Linked DNA regions of Homo sapiens: region 2 is linked to region 1. The links are chromatin loops, found by intact Hi-C in ENCODE. Cell type or tissue: sigmoid colon. All regions are shown on one strand.

Evidence for each region. Hi-C counts contacts between places; a loop is a spot of excess contacts. Peaks named below come from ENCODE experiments on the same cell type or tissue, not always from the same donor. Only the 100,000 strongest peaks of a DNase experiment are listed, where the experiment ranks them.
Region 2: a loop joins it to region 1, with 2.3 times the contacts of the local background. A loop is called at or near these places in 2 of 110 quality-filtered maps.

What each region holds. Positions count from the first base shown.
Region 1 is chr1:41,376,417-41,384,416 of GRCh38, forward strand. It overlaps FOXO6 (forkhead box O6), which reads left to right. Exons shown (of 3, transcript NM_001291281.3): 2 at 5,200-5,792; 3 at 5,794-7,174. The coding sequence ends at 6,265. Among named protein-coding and RNA genes, the nearest start is that of FOXO6-AS1, 4.7 kb to the left of the region's middle. RefSeq lists a silencer at 5,821-5,870. In sigmoid colon, no CTCF peak of the experiment used is centred here; DNase peaks (open chromatin) are centred at 4,785, 5,915, 6,395, 6,922 and 4 weaker places; H3K4me3 peaks cover 3,062 bases; H3K27ac peaks cover 785 bases.
Region 2 is chr1:41,491,926-41,499,925 of GRCh38, forward strand. No RefSeq gene overlaps it. Among named protein-coding and RNA genes, the nearest start is that of EDN2, 11 kb to the left of the region's middle. RefSeq lists enhancers at 2,106-2,636, 4,230-4,778 and silencers at 4,302-4,491, 4,632-4,681. In sigmoid colon, CTCF peaks have their summits at 527 (motif pointing right) and 4,442; DNase peaks (open chromatin) are centred at 3,850, 4,466, 5,265 and 7,072; H3K4me3 peaks cover 1,188 bases; H3K27ac peaks cover 789 bases.

The DNA.
Region 1 (8,000 bases):
CCCTGGGTTATCCAAGTCTCTCTGGGGAGCAGGGTGGGGGGCTGGGGAGGGCAGGCAGCTGCATTGTGCACCGTGGGACCTCTCCTTCACCCCCAATGGATGCCCTACTCCTCTCCCTGGCACCCCTCAGTGGGTCAGACTGCTTCGGACATTCTCACCCCACTGCCTGCTTCTCATCCTGCCTGTGTCTTCTTTCTGCCCAGTTTGGAAAAGCCCCTATTATGTGTCAGCCACTCTGCCCAGTCTTATTTAATCTCCCTACAACACAGTATTACTCCTCCTTGCACATACACACTTTCTCTTATTCATTCATCCATTCATTCATTTGACAAACATTTAAGTGTCTAGTATGTACCAAACACATGAGGTACAGTTTTAAAAAGGATAAAAATCACTGCCCTCATGAAACTTATATTCTAATATAAAGATAGGATAAATAATGTATTAATTTAGAATGTGAAAATGCTTTAGAAAAACATAGAGCAGGATCAGGGGGCCAAGAAATTCCAGGGAAGAGGAACAGTTTTTAAGAGAGGTCAGGATGGGCCCCGTTCCAAGAGATGGCATCTGAACAAAGACTGGAAGGAGAGGAGCGATCTCTGTGGATATCTGGGGGCAGGCGGGACCATGCCTGGCAGGTTTGAGGATGGGAGGGAGGGATGGAGCGGGGTACCTGCATGGTCACTGTGGGTCTTGTGGGCCATGGCAAGGCCTTTGTTCCTCACTGTGAGTGAGATGGAGGGTGTCGGAGGGATCTGGGCAGGAATGGACGTGATCTCGGTTATTTGAAGGGTCACTCTGGCTGCTGCGTGGAGTGCTATAAGGAGGTGAGGGAGGGAGCAGGGAGCCATTTGAGGAATGGAGCTTGAAAACATCTTGCCCCAGGGTCATAGCACTCACAGGTGATGGGGCTGAAACGGGGAATCCAGTTCGAACGCTACAGCTGATGTACTTTGCCCTACTCTAGCCTCCTCCCTGGTGGGGGAATCCCTGGGGGCTGGGCTCCCTGGCCCAGGTTCTGAAGGAGAACGGGGTAGGCATGAGATATAACCCACTGTCCTTTCCCTCTGCCCCCAGATGGTCTCCCTCGGGCCCTGAATCAGGTATGTCCTGACTCCCCTAGCAACATGCTCCAGGTCTGGATGTAGGTGTGGGAGGCATGAGGCCCCAGAAGCTGGGCCCAGCTCTGGGCACCTGGGGAGCCCGGGCATGCCAGGGCTGTGGCTGTGGTGGTGGGTTGCTAGGCGACTCTAAGAGGGAGCCCTGGTTACTGCTGCCTGGCAGAGGCATCTCCCTCCTCTGCCTCTTTCACCTCCTCCATGGCCTCTGGCCTCCCAGGAGGCCTTGTGGTGTGAGCCAGAGCTGTGATCAGTGCTTGCCACTGGATCTGGCAGGGAGCTCTGATTGGTACCAGGTGGCTGGGCCCTGAGGAGCCAGACTGGGCTGCAGGGCCTGAGCTTCTCTCATGGGGCACAGCCCTGGAGCATACCTGGTTCAGAGCCCAGCTCAGCAGTCAGAGGCCTAGGTCATCGCTCAGCTCTGAGCCACCTTGTCTGACCCTGAGCAAGGCATGGCATCCCTCTGTGCCTCAAAGACCCCATCCATCTGGCCTGCAGAATCCTCCCCAGGAGCTTCATTTTCTGTGAAAAAGGGTGCTGAGTGCACAGGGATCCAGGTACTCCTGTCCCCACCACCATTGGCTTGAGTGTGTAACGCTTAAGTTTTGCACTAAATCTCATTTACAGAAAGAGTTCCCCTATTTAAGAAAAATGTTTGAAAACCTCTGGACTGAATGATTCTAAGGATTTTCATTGTCAAACTGAAAAGGTTCCCAGAGTACAACTTGCCCATCTCCTTAGTTTATAGTTCAGGACACTGAGGCCCCCAAAGAAGGAGAAACTTCATCTAGGTCAGGCTTGGTAGAGTGGGAGGAACACGGGGCTGGGGGTCGGGAGGCCTGGGCTCACATCCCTGCTCTGCCACCAGGTCTCGGACAGCCTTGGGCAAGTCCTTTCTTCCCCATGGGTTGGGCCAGCCATGGTTTCAGGCTGAGGCCTGAGCTCCAGGGGTACCTGGCTGGATATGGGACAGAGCAGGGAAGGATGCAAACCTTCAGAGGCCTGGAGCTTGTCTTGGCGGTAATTCTAAAACATGTGAATAATGTGTATAAAGAAAATGTGGGTGGATTATGAAGTCTATGCAAAATTTCCTTGAAGTCTAAAAAGGAAGCTTAGACTTGCAGGAAATTTTGACCTGTGCAACATGCCCCCAGACTTCCCCTGCTGCCAGCTTCTAGGGATGGTTTACATGGAAAGTTTGAGGAGCACTGGAATACTGGCTTCCTAAGATTCTTTGGGATTCTCAGACCTGTTTCTGTCTTCCATGGCAGAATGTGATATCCTTTAGACTTAGAATAAGACCAACCTGTAATCCCAGCACTTTGGGAGGCCGAGGCGGGTGGATCATCTGAGGTCAGGAGTTCAAGACCAGTCTGGTCAACGTGGTGAAACCCCATCTCTACTAAAAATACAAAAATTAGCTGGGTGGCAGTGGCACGCACCTGTAATTCCAGCTACTTGGGAGGCTGAGGCAGGAGAATCACTTGAGCCTGGGAGGCGGAGGTTGCAGTGAGCTGAGATCGTGCCACTGTACTCCAGTCTGGGCTAGAGTGAAACCCTGTCTCAACAAAACAAAACAAAACAAAACAAAACAAAACAAAACACCAACCTGAAATCAATACATGGCACAGCACTTAAGCTGTGTGACCCTGGTAACTCACTTAACATCTCTGAGCCTCACTCTCCGGTTATGAGATAGGGATCACAATCCCTGACTTGTGTGGAGTTCATCTAATGATTACATTTGATAAAGTACTTAGAGTGCCCAGGGCTGAATGGGCAAGCGCTTGCTAGGTGCTGGTACCTGGTACTGTCCTTCCTCCAGGACATAATGACATTGATAAAGAGGTGTTGCCTGAGTGACCTCCAGCTGGAGAAATGGGGAGGTGGGAGGTGGAGCCTCTTGTAAGCCAGACAGTCCTATGGGGGAGGAGAACTGAGGCCTCCTAGGAGGCTGAACACAGGTGTTGGGGAGGGGCTGGGGAGCCAGGTGCAGGGGTGGGAACAGGAAGGGGGTATCTACTTGAGGGAGCACTGCTCCCTGGGGGCCCAGCTCCCCTCCCCTCAGGGTCTCCAGAGAACCAGGCAGGGCAAGGCTGGCAAGTCCCAGCTGTTGCCTTCAAAGGCCAGAAAGTGCCAGAGACAGGGAGCCTGGGGCCCTGAGGAGTCAGATCAGTGCCTGGAGCTGGGGGTGAGGGGTGGGAGGGTACCCTGGGCAGCAGGAAGGACCCCTCCTCCAGGAGACTGGTGGGAAGGAGGCAGGAGGGAGAGCCTCACAGAGCAGTGGCTGTGAGTGTGGCTGGGTGGATTCACAGGTTAAGAGCAGGTCCATGAGCTGGGCAGAGCTGGAGTGGTACCGGGCATCGTTGCCTAGCTGTGGGGCCACGGGAAGTTACATCATGCCTCTGGGCCTCCGGTCCCTAGTGTATGAAATTGGAGAATGCCAGCTTCCCAGAGTTGTTGGTGCCCAGCACAGTTGCACACAAGGCATGATGTTAAAGAGATGGAAACAGCAGGTCTGTTGGGGGACCGAAGGGGTGAGAGCTTCTGGCCAGAGTGAGGATATAACCAACGTTTATAAGCACCTGGTGTGCAAATACTTATTCATGCACATGTAATGATCTTACAGCCTTAAGAGGTAGTTACTGAATGTAGCCCACTTTTTCAGAGTAGTTCACTGAGGCTCACAAGAAACTGAGTAAACACCCCATGGTCACATAGCTAGGCAGCCAAAGAGCCAGGCATCCTGTCCCACCCTCTGATACCCAAGCCCCTGCTGTTTCCATAGCAGTACCTGGACCAGGAAGTTGAGGCCACCAGGTGGGAGGCCCCAGAGGTGGGGTGCCGCAGGCCCAGCAGAAGTTCTACTCCAGATTCCAGTGGGGCCAGTGGACTTCCTGCCTTCCTCTGTCCTCAGAACAGGCCTGGCAAAAGCAGGCAGTGACATGGGGAGCACTGGAGACTGGCACAGCAGAATTAAAAAGAGGATGTATGGAGAGATGGCAGAGGTGAAGCCCAGGGAGGAACCGAGGGACAGCAGAAAAGGCCACCTTGGGCAAGCCATTCCTCTCTCTGAGCCTAGGTCTTCTGGCGTGTGAATGGGGACTTTGCCACACACTGTGGGGATTTTGAGAAGGCTCCAACAGCAAGGGGCTTGGAGGGCAGGCAGGTGGGTCAGGAGAGGAGGGCAGGGTGCAGCCCAAAGGGCAGGCAGGAGAGCTGGGCTGGCCTGAAGGTGGGCACTGAAGAGGGTGAAGGCTGAGGTCTCTGTGGCAAAAGGATGTCTTTTGAGGGGCCTGCTGGAATCCAAACCCTCTGTGGAGTTCACAGCAGCTAAGAGGAGTTGGGGTGATACCTCCGAAAAGTCTCAGGCCTGGACCCACCTTGGGGACCCCAGCCTACTCTGTTTCCCCTGGCCAGGCCCTCCCAGCAAAGGGTTAACAGTCTTCTCTACCTGCAGTTGCATTTTAAAGACACGAAATTAAAGCAGGTAATTTATTCTCCCCACACACGAAAGAGCAATTAGTTCTAAACAGGGCTTAATCAGTCACCGCGAGATTGATTTCTGGAGCCCTGGGTTTTCGGGCTCCTGGCGCCACGCCAGGCTGGAGAGGGAGGGGGGCGGACAAATGAGCCGCGGCGGCATAAGCCCTTACGTAATCTGCTGGGGGCCCTGGCAGCCTGGTTAGCCCCGCGTGGGGCTTGGCTGAGCTGGGGAGACGGGGTCCTGCTCCCTGCTGCAGGCCCCCCGCAGGCTCAGAGTAGCCCACAGGGTTGGCCATGCCCCCAGGGAAAGGCTAGGCCCAAAGCTGTGGCCTCACCCTCTGGGCAGTCTCTGTGTGGGAGTGGGGAGGGATGGGGGGTGCAGTTCTGGGGCAGAGGGTGGGTACTCTGGGTTTGTCCAACCCGGTACTTACACCTGTCCCCTCCCTCTCCCAACCCCCTTACCTCATCCTCATCCCTATCTCCCTCCTCCTCCTACACTCTCTTATCCTCCCCCTCTTCTTTCCATCACGTCCCCTCTCTCCCCATGGCCTCCTCACCCCCCGACTCCCACCCGCGTCCTTGTCTCTGGCCACAGAACTCCATCCGGCACAACCTGTCGCTGCACACCCGTTTCATCCGCGTGCAGAACGAGGGCACCGGCAAGAGTTCGTGGTGGATGCTGAACCCCGAGGGCGGAAAGACAGGGAAGACCCCGCGGCGCAGGGCCGTGTCCATGGACAACGGGGCCAAGTTCCTGCGCATCAAGGGCAAGGCGAGCAAGAAGAAGCAGCTGCAGGCGCCCGAGCGAAGCCCGGACGACAGCTCCCCGAGTGCGCCCGCCCCGGGGCCGGTGCCTGCCGCAGCCAAGTGGGCCGCCAGCCCCGCCTCGCACGCCAGCGACGACTACGAGGCTTGGGCCGACTTCCGCGGCGGCGGGAGACCCCTGCTCGGGGAGGCGGCCGAGCTGGAGGACGACGAGGCCCTGGAGGCCCTGGCGCCATCATCGCCGCTCATGTACCCAAGCCCCGCCAGCGCGCTGTCGCCGGCGCTGGGCTCGCGCTGTCCGGGTGAGCTGCCCCGCCTGGCCGAGCTGGGAGGCCCGCTGGGCCTGCACGGCGGCGGCGGCGCGGGGCTGCCCGAGGGCCTGCTGGACGGCGCGCAGGACGCGTACGGGCCGCGGGCCCGCGCCCAGGCCCGGCCCGGTGCTGGGTGCGCCGGGGGAGCTGGCGCTGGCGGGCGCAGCCGCCGCCTACCCCGGCAAAGGGGCGGCCCCGTACGCGCCGCCCGCGCCCTCGCGCAGTGCCTTAGCCCACCCCATCAGCCTTATGACGCTGCCCGGCGAGGCGGGCGCCGCGGGCCTGGCACCGCCGGGCCACGCCGCCGCCTTCGGGGGCCCGCCCGGCGGCCTCCTGCTGGACGCTCTGCCGGGGCCCTACGCTGCCGCCGCCGCCGGGCCGCTGGGCGCCGCGCCCGACCGCTTCCCGGCCGACCTGGACCTCGACATGTTCAGCGGGAGCCTCGAGTGCGACGTGGAGTCCATCATCCTCAACGACTTCATGGACAGCGACGAAATGGACTTCAACTTCGATTCGGCCCTGCCTCCGCCGCCGCCGGGCCTGGCCGGGGCCCCGCCCCCCAACCAGAGCTGGGTGCCGGGCTGAGGGCCGCCTCCCGCCTCCGGGCGCCCCGTCCCGTCCCCAGGGGGCCTCTGTCTTCCCATCCTGATTCCCGGGTCCCTGCCCCCGACTCTAGCTCCCCAGGAGGCGGCCCCAGCCCAGCTAGGGACCCCTCTCGGAGGCCGGCCGCCGGGGAAGGGGAGGGAGGGGCCGGGGCACCCCACTGCTCCTGCCCACACTCCTGAGATCCACCCCCTTCTCCTGGGCAGGAAGCCTGGGAGAGGAGGCTGAATTCCAGGCTGGCTGGGAGTAGGGAGGAGCGGGGTGGGCCGCCTGGTGTGGACGGTGGTCGGGGAAGCCAACTAGGAGATGGGCCAGGGAGCGTTTACAAATCTTCAGTTTCATTTGCGGAGGCCTAGCCGTGACCCCGCGCCCACCCCAAACACGGATCTGATTCCCACTTGACACACTTTCCCACTGGTCTTAGTCTCACCCACCCGAAGCCAGCAACCCTCTGCGGAAAACTCACACCTACCTATATCCATCCACCCTGAGCAGCCCTCCACCCCCAAATCGCCCTCCGACGACCGCCACCCCCACAGTTCAGTCTCCCCCTCCCATCCCTGCCGGCCCTCGCTTCTCCCCTCCCCCGTCGGAGTCAGTCCCTCTCTTCAACCGCCCCCACCCCCTAGTACTGGTCTCAGCTTCTGCAGCGGGCCTCAGCCCCGTCCACCCCCAACCCCGACGCCCCTTTCTCCGCGCCAGTTCTGGCCCTTCTCCCATATTTATAAGTGTCCGGCCGGGACGGGCGGTGGGCGCGGCGTCCCCGGCGCGTATCGTAGGCAGTGTACCGTGGCCGTGCCGTCAGAGTGTGCGTGTGCGTGTGTGCCGTGTCGAGGCTGTGTAGAGTGCATTGTACAGCATATTTTCATGAATAAAATTGTTTTAAATATTTCCCGCGCCTTGGGCTAGAGGAAGGGGAGTGGTGGCGGAGGATAATTGACAGGGAACTTGGGGCAGGGGGAGGGTTCATGTGCCTGAGTCACTATTGTGGCTTTTTGTCTGGGTACTCGTCAGCCTTTGCTAAACTAATGCTCCTCTGCCCGGCACATATTGGTTAAGCGCCTACTGAGTCCCCCGTGCTGAAGATGTGCTTCGTCGAGCTCTGCACCTGTTTCTGTGAACATGTGCATGCACGAAGTTTTGGCCCAGGAAAATGCGTCCTAAATAAGCCTCAGAGATTGGGAGAGGATGCACAAATATTTACTGAGAACCTTTAGTGCCAGGCTCTGTGTTGGGCACGATTTTTGTTCCCATTGTACAGATGAGAAAACAAGGTCAGAGAGAGAAAATGACTTGGGAAGGAGGGTAGAGATGGTGAAAAGAGATCCCTTTGAGGTGCACAGACTGCTGTTGGAATCCATTTTCTACAGTTTGCCAGCTGTGTGACCTCGGGCAAATTTTCAGCCTCTGAAGCCTTGTCTTCCTGGACTACACCATGGAATAGTAGCATCCATCTCATGAACTTCTGTCAGGCATGAGGAAAGGTATGGAAAGTGTTCAGCGCAGGTCCTGCACTCGTTCATTCCAGGAAGATTCGGTGAGCACCTGTTAAGTTCTTATACCAAGCATTGGGGCTGCCCTAGAGCCACACGGACACAGTCTCTACTCTTAAGGAACTTAGAGGCTCCTGGGGAGAACAGGCCAGCAAATAGGCGATTATAGATCAAAGCTGTGCTGATCGGAGGAGGAGCTGGGGGCTGTCGTGGGAATGAATGAT
Region 2 (8,000 bases), 120 kb after region 1:
TCATCCCACTAAGGCTGATCTGGGTGTCCAAGACTTTAGTCCACCAGACCCCAGGGTGGGCCACACTCTGAATGCATAGCGGACTTCCTCACCTTATGCCTCTGGGCAAGCTGGGGCCTCCCATCCTCTTTCCATTCCTACTTACTTGGTTTACTCTGACCATTCTTCCAGGCCCGTCTCAAATGTTACCTCTCCCAGGAAGCATTCCTAACTCTGTCCAAGCATCTTCAGTGGACAGATGAGCTCTGAGACTCCTAGAGGGCCTTCTTGAGACTGGGAAGTGAGGGTGTCCTGGCTCCAGGCAGGCAGCTCCCAGGCTGGGAAGAGGGGGACATGGAGTTGCAGGCTTGGGCTTGGCTTCTGGCTGGGTGGCTGCTGGCAAGCCCCTTCTCCTGTCTGAGCATCAGCTCTGTCCTCCATGAAGTGACGTGGCCCTGGTGGTGACTTGGGGACTAAAGCGTGAAGTCAGCAGCAGCCCAGACAGACTTCTTAGAGCCTTTGCACCTACCTGGGTAAGTTTAGTGCTCGGCCTGCAGAGGGCGCTCCAGAGGGACAGAACCCCAGAAGCCCTTCCCTGATGCTACTCCATCAGCAACAGGAGAGGCCGGCCATCTACTCGCCACCTCCCCATCGTGCACTGAAACCAACCTGGCCTACTGTGTGCTATCATAAGAATCTATGTGAATCATAAGAATTCATCATAGCTACTGTTTACTGAACTTTCCAGTGTGCCAACACTTACAAAACCCACTATATAATACATATCATCACAATTAATCATCCCAGTGGGAAGGCACTTAGTATTATTCCCATTTTATAGATGAGGAGCCTGAGGAAGTGAGGAGACTCAGGAGGTGAAGTGGCTTGCTCAAGGTCATTTGAGTCTAGATCTCCCTGCTACATGGCCTGCATTCTTATCCACTATCCCAGCACATATGATCCCAGGTAGAATTTTCATAGGATGCAGCTTATTATTACCTTTAGTTTTCAGATGGGTAAACTGAGGTATCTTGTCCATCTAGCAAGAAAGGAGCTGGGATCTGAACCTAGGTCAGCCTGAGTTCTTGGCCTCAGCACGAAACCTCAATTTGGATTTTCTTGTCAGAACCAAAGAGTCCCCCAGAACAGGTCCTGGGGATCGACCTCAGGGCCTGAGTCTAGGGGCAGCAGGAGAAGTTCCTCCATCCCTCAGCCTGGTCCCAGCCTCTAGGAGCACGATCTCTGGGAGCTTGCCAGGAGGAGCCGGCCGTTAACGCAGTGTGCTGGGTGGTGAGGTGAGCAATGACTCAGGGTGGGAGGCCCTGAGCGGGGAAGGCACACAGTGGAGACAGTACTTGCCTGGTCACACCAATCCTGGGGTCCCCTAGGAGGAGGAGGTTTGGGTGAGGCAGGGCTGAGTCATGGCAGTGAGGTCAGACAGGGAGCTGGGGTGGCCCAATGATCTCACACCTTCATCTGGGCCTGTCAAGGGGCTGTGGGCCCAGGTGGGCCTGGTGGGCCCAACCTGGCAGAACAGGCACACCCCCTCCTTGGTTGTCCATAGCCAGGGGGTATCTGTGAGACCAGAGGGTCTCCCTTTAGGCTTTCTAAGGCCTCTGTTGCTGGAGCCCCTAAACCCTGCCAGATTGGGGAGGCAGCTGGTATAGGAGGCAGAGTGGGGAAAAAGGGACAGAATCTCACTCTGCCCCTTAGGATGTGTGCCCTGGGCAGCAATCACAGCTCCTTGAGCTTTGGCTTCCACTCTGTCCCATGGGTTCATGTGAGCATCTCAGAAGCTGATGGTCTTGTCCAAGCCCTGGCACATAGCTGAAGCTTGGGAGAGGCAGGTGGAAGAGGGGATGGCCATCACCAGCCAGGAGCCCACCAGAGAATGGGGGGCTGTAGCAGACTGACCTCGACCACCCTGGCCCAGTGCCACACCCCAGTGTCCTGGCCACTGCCTGTGTGGCCTTGGGTGAGAGCCTTCCAATCACCGGGCCTCAGTTTCCCAATGTATCAAATAAAAATAATAGCCTCAGACTCTCAATAGGAGATAGGGGATGATGTCGCAGGGTTCCTGAGAGTTCCCACCAACCCTGTGTACCAGATATGGTGGGGGTGGGGCGGGGGCGAAGAGAGCCAGAGCCAGAGCCATTCCTCTGGGGCCCAGATGCAGTGGGTGAGCCCCGGCCATGCCACTTGGAAGTTAAGCCTGGGAGCCTTGGGAGTCAACCGCTTGCCCCCCACCCGGCACTCCCCAAGGCTGATCCAGAGAGGCTGAGGGTGTCCAAGGTCACACAACAGCCAGCTGATGTCCACCACCTAAGGGGAGGGGGCCTTTATCTCCCCAGATAAGAGGGCCTGAGTGGGCTGGGAAGGCCTCGTGGCCTCAGATATGGGTGGAACCTGGGGGTGGGGAGTGGAGGGCCAGAGCCTGGCTGACCCATAACCATAAGGCAACCGCTTCTCCTGGTACCTCCTCGGCCTGCGTCAGCGAGGGGCTGTGGATGCTTCTGAGTTCATTGCCTGCCACCCAGCCTTGGAACCCAGGCCTCAGGCACAAGGGAGGTCTGTAATAATGACCCGGTGAGAATGACAGCTGTGTGGGGAGCTGTGCCCACGTGCCAAGCACTCTTCTTGCCTTCATTCATCTGGTCCTCCAAACAGCCCTAGGAAGAGGGCAGGGCCTGGGAGTGAGCTTCAGAGAGGCTGCATAAGCCGCCCAAGGTCACACAGCCAGGGGTAAAGAAGAAGGGTCTTCAGCTCCACGGCTATGCTTTCTGCCATCATGCAGCAAACATGCCAAGCCCACTCTGTGTCAGGCCCAGGGCTGGGGCTGTGGATCTCTGGCCCAGCTGGGATTTGGGGAAAGGTACCCCAAAGGCATCACTATTTGCCTGGGAGAGGGAGCTGGGAGTGTGTAGGGCCTTTCCGTGCTTGGCTCTTTGTTGGCCAAAAGGGAGGGACAAATATGGACCTGCAGAACCCCGGAGGAATGAGGGATGCCTCTGCCTGGAGACTCGGGAGGGCATTCTAGCCAAAGAGACTTTGAGCGAGGCTGTGGAGGTGGAGCGCGCATTCCTGGTAGAGGGATGGCCCAGGCAAAGGCCGGTAGGCCTGAAAGGGCATGAAGTACCCCAGGATAGGGAGTGAACAGCCTGAGGGATTCCGTGGTAAGAGAGGAGGTTGAGGCCAGACCACAAGGATCTTGAATACCAAGCGGAGGACCTGACCTTTTCCTGAGTTCAAAGTGGAGTCAGAGGAAAAGGTGAGGGTGGGGGCAGTGGCCTTGCATCTGTTCTGTTGAGGCCTAGGCCAGGTGGTCTCCAGCCAGTGGGCGTGGGGTGGGTTCCTTTGGACTCTCAGAAGGGCCCCAGGTGGGTGACGCCACAGCCCAGTCTGTCTTGGCATCTGAGAACAAGGCCATCTGCTGGCTGCCTCATTCCTGCAAACTCAGGGTCAGAGGACCTCTGATGAGCCCAGCACCCCACAGCTCCAAAGAACTCCACGGTCTCTGAAACCAGGCTGCAAGGGCGAAAGGGGAAAGGCTGGCAGAGACATCCTGGGCAGGGCCCCTCCCACTACCTCATTTTCCAGCTCTGACAAGTGCTTACCCTGTGGGGGACAGGCAGCTCACAGCTCGGAAGTCGCCTGGCTGCCCTAAGGAGGCCCATCCCAGTATGGCCCTGCCCGGCGGGGCTTAGCTCGCCCTTCTCTATACTTTGGTGTTGCCCGTATCACCGGAGGGTGCTGGGGACGCAGGTTTGTTAAACCCTTTCCCTCTTCCTTCCACCAGACAGTAATACTTGGATCCTCACTTGTGATTTTCCCAACAACCCCTGGGGGGCCCCCTTCTGCCGGCACCTACTTGATGGGTAAGAGAATGGAGGCTTAGAAAGGGACGCATCCCGGAGCCCCACGGACCAGTCTCAACCACCAAAGGGCAGGGAGCCTGGAACCCTGCGGGCCACAGGCTGCGCAGCTCACTTGAGGGGACACATGTAGATTCTGAAACCTTACAGCCCGGGTTCAAATCCTTGCTCTGCAGCTGACTAGCACCTCACCTCAAGCAAGTCAGTGTCCATGTCTCATTCCCTGCCTGGAACCGCCTTGTGCCTCAGTTTCCACATCTAAAATGGTGATGCTAATAGCACCTTCCTCGGGGTAGGTGTGCGACTTAGGTGAGATAACTCATACCAAGTCCTTACAGCCGTGCCTGGCAAATGCCCCCTCGGCAGATGGAGAAAATGAGGCTGAAAGAGAAGAGGGGCCCCCCGGCAGGGATTCGCCCCCCGCCACGGGCCCCACGGCCGGGCGGTTCCTGCAGCTGCCTCTCCCTCTCCGACGTGTTTGGGAAATCCTCGGGCTGGGGGCCCGAGCGCGAGCAGCCGCGGCGGACCTGCAGGCGGCGGCGCTCGGCCCGCCCTCGCCTCCCGACCAATTTTGGGCAAAGCAGGGGCGGCGGCGCGCTACGTGCCGGCCATGAGTCAGCGCGCAGGAATGCGCAGGACGCTTTGTTCCCTGCGCGGCGGACGAACGTGCTGGGACCGGGGCGCGGCGGGGCCTGACACGACCGCACGGGCAGTACGGCCACGTGCGCCCCCAACCCCACCTCCGAACCGCAGGGCCACCCGCGCCTCGCCTTCCCCTGGGGCCCGGACCCCTGCGGGGGCCCTGAAAGCCCAGCCCGGACTCCAGCAGTCCCCGGGGAGCTCCGGCACCCTCCCTAAGCCTCGGGCCGGGGGGGTCTGGTCTGAGTGGTCCTGGCCGCCCAAGCCCCTGGGTGGCTCGCAAAGAATCAGCAACTGCGGGGAGGGCTGCCCAGGAGGAGGGGGGGAGCTGCCCCAGAAAGACTGGTGGGAGGCACGGAGACCTCGAGCGGCCACAGCAAGACCTGACGCTGCCCTGGGGAGGCCGTGTGGGGCCCGTCACCCCTTCTCCACATGGAGGCTGGTGTGGGAAGGAAGCGGGGGCTGGGTCCCCCAAGTCCTGCCTCCAGCTTGCGGGGTGTTTCCCTGAAGCCACTCCCCTCTCTGGGCCTGGGCCTGTCCAGTGGGAAATGGGATGACCCTGGCAGTCTTGCTCTTCCCCAGAGTCCTGGGCTGTGTAACGAGGTCTCCAGCCCAAAAGTGCTTTGGAAAGGAGTGTAACCACCTTGAGAAGTCTTGGCAAACTCCAGATGGCCACGCAGAGGGCCTTTTGCGGGTGCCAGGCTATGTCTGGATCTGACCGGTAACGCTGAGTGCTGGGCATTGCTGCTGTGGAAATGCAGGTGCAGAGGGGGTGACGTCATCTGCCCCCAGCCACGGGAGGACTGGCAGGGCAGTTAGAGCCCCAGGGCAGTTTGACTGGGCACCCCTTCTCCTGGATGGGTGAAGACCCTTCTCCTGGGGAATGGCGGGGTGGCTCCCACAGCTGCTGGACGCTGCCGACCGTCAGCCCTGGCAGAGGGAGTGGGGAGTCTTGAGGCTCCACTGCGGGCTGCTCTGAGAGGGTGCGGAAGCTGCTGGAGTCGGGGTCCCTCCTGCCCTGTGTGGCCTTGGGCACCACTTGCCTTTTGGGTACTCCTGTGACTGCTCTATCTTCACAGGAGGAATTCCATTTTAGCTTCCCCATCCCTGGTGGGGGGCAGCGACTAAATGGCCAAGTCTGAGCTTAGGACGGGAGGTTCCTCGGAATGGGATTTTTTTTTTTTTTTTTTTTTTTTTTTAGAGACTGGGTCTCGCTCTGTCACCCAGGCTGCTGAAGTGCAGTGGTGCTATCATGAATCACGCAGCCTCTAACTCTTGGGCTCAAGCGATTGGATGGAATTTTTTAATGCTGTCTTCCTTCCCCCTCATCTGCAAGATCCCTAACACCAGGGCATAGCAGCCCACAGTTCTGCCCAGCAAACAGGGCTGGAGCATGGGGGTCCCAGCTGGCCTGGGGGCCCTTTGCAGGAAGCCACCTTTGTCACCCTTGGCCTCAGGGACTCCGCAATTGAGCAGGTCCTCACTGGGGTCCTTGCCAGCCCCTGGGACTCAGTGTATTCTGGAACTCTCTGGCTTCTGTCCCTCTTAGGCCACATGTTCTATATGGGGGACATGGATGTCCTCTAAAGAGGATGACCTGTCTTTACACCAGGTCCTATCTTTCATGGCCTTGTTCATACCTTCATGTCTGTCCTCTCTTGGTACCCTGACCTGGTCTCCACCCAGCCTCAGCTGGCCCCCTGTGACTGGCACTGGTAGAAGAGGCTGAAGCCCCCCCGCCCCTCCCTCCCCGTAACCATTGGCTCTGCCTGACTCCTCCCTGTGTGGTGGTCTTACCCATAGATAGCATGGCTGCACCTTGGGCAAGGTTGATGCTGTAGGGGATGGGGAGGCTGCTCTCCTGTCTGGGGCCAGAGGTCCCTGCATTTGGGAGAGTGTCTTTCATTCTGCCAGCAATACCGAGGCCTCATTTGCAAACCTCTCTGCCAGGGTGTGAAATGTGCATGGAGGCAGAGACCACACAGCACAGTGGTTAGCTGCTGGGCTCTGAAGTCAGCCAGCTCTGGGACAACACTTCTCTGCACCTCAGATTCTGCATCCATAATTGGGGGGCCAGCTCCCCTTTGTGAGCATCCAGGGAGTCAGTAGATGCAAACATCTTAGAACACAGTGATGAGTCAGCGTGAGTCCCCGCAAGCCTGCACCTGGAGTGTTATAGTGACTTCCACATCATCTTTACCATCTCTCTTGACTGGAGTCAGTGACACCAGTCCTCCTCCTGTAAATCTCTGTGGTCATAGATTCTTCTGATTTCCCAGCAAGGAAGACTGCTCGGTGTGGCCCCTAACATCTCGCACTGTAGCCTAGAGAGCGGCAGAGCCCTGCCACATAGCATGGCTGGGGAGGTAGAACCTGGCCTCTGCCCCCGGTACAGAATGGTCTCTGAGCCCTTTTGACCTCCAAGTCTCAGAGACTCTGAGGACACAGGGTGACAGGAGAGACTGGAGCAAGCAAGTATCTGCACGTGCCCCACCCCCTGCAACTACACAATTCCTGGCACTCACGGGCCCCGCCTTGGCCTGGCACGCCTGCTTGGGTTTCTGCCCGTGTGGTTTCCCCTTGGCCTTTCTATCACGTCCGCTGGCAGAGCATCCCCAGCTGTCTGCATTCCTGTGCCATGAGGACGGCCACCTTGGGGCCAGGCCTGGCTAGGACGCCCCCTGAGAGTGGAAGCGTGTGTGCTGGCCAGGATGTGCAGGGACATAGCTTCAGGCACCTGCTTCTCCATGCTTGTGCATGGCTGTGCCCGTGTGTCCGTGTGTGCATAGGTCTGTGCATGCATTGGCAGGTATGCACAGAGTGGACACAGACAGCTGTGTGGATACACATGAGTGCCATGCAGTGGAGGCCTATGTGGGAGGAAACATACAAGCTCCTGGGGGCCCCACGGGCCTGTGAGTGGGGACCTGCACTCATGCATGATGGTGAGGCACGCATGTTTCCCATACCTGAGGGCCCTTGCATATGTGAGGGTCATGTACCCAGGTGTGGCCCTTCTCAGGTCAAGCTCACAGCCACAGGAGGAAGTTGGAGGAATTGAAAGAAGGGGGTCAGGATGAAATCAAACGCAGAGAACCCATTTGCCCAGCAGAGCTGGAAGCTTCCCACATATTCCCCTATTTACTCTCATACCAATCCCTGGAGGGATAAATGCGGGAGAAATGGCCCTCTCTGAGCCTCTCTGTTTGAAGTTAGGGTTAGGGTTATGGCTATTTGAGGCTCAAAGAGGGACCAGTCACTTGCCCAAGGTCACACAGCCTGTAAGTGGTGGAGCCCCTGCCAACTGTGTGTCTACCTGACTCTAGAAGCTGTCAGTCAGGGAAGGGAGGCAGAGGAGCTGCTGCCAGGGCCTGAGAACAGCAGAGACCTGTCCACTGTGTAGCCCAGGGCCCAGCAGGTCCTTTGGAAGATGAGAGCCTCTGAGTGGCCTACCCAGGCTACGTGCACCCTGGACCCCAGCTGCTACAGCTGGTTACTATTCTAATAAAC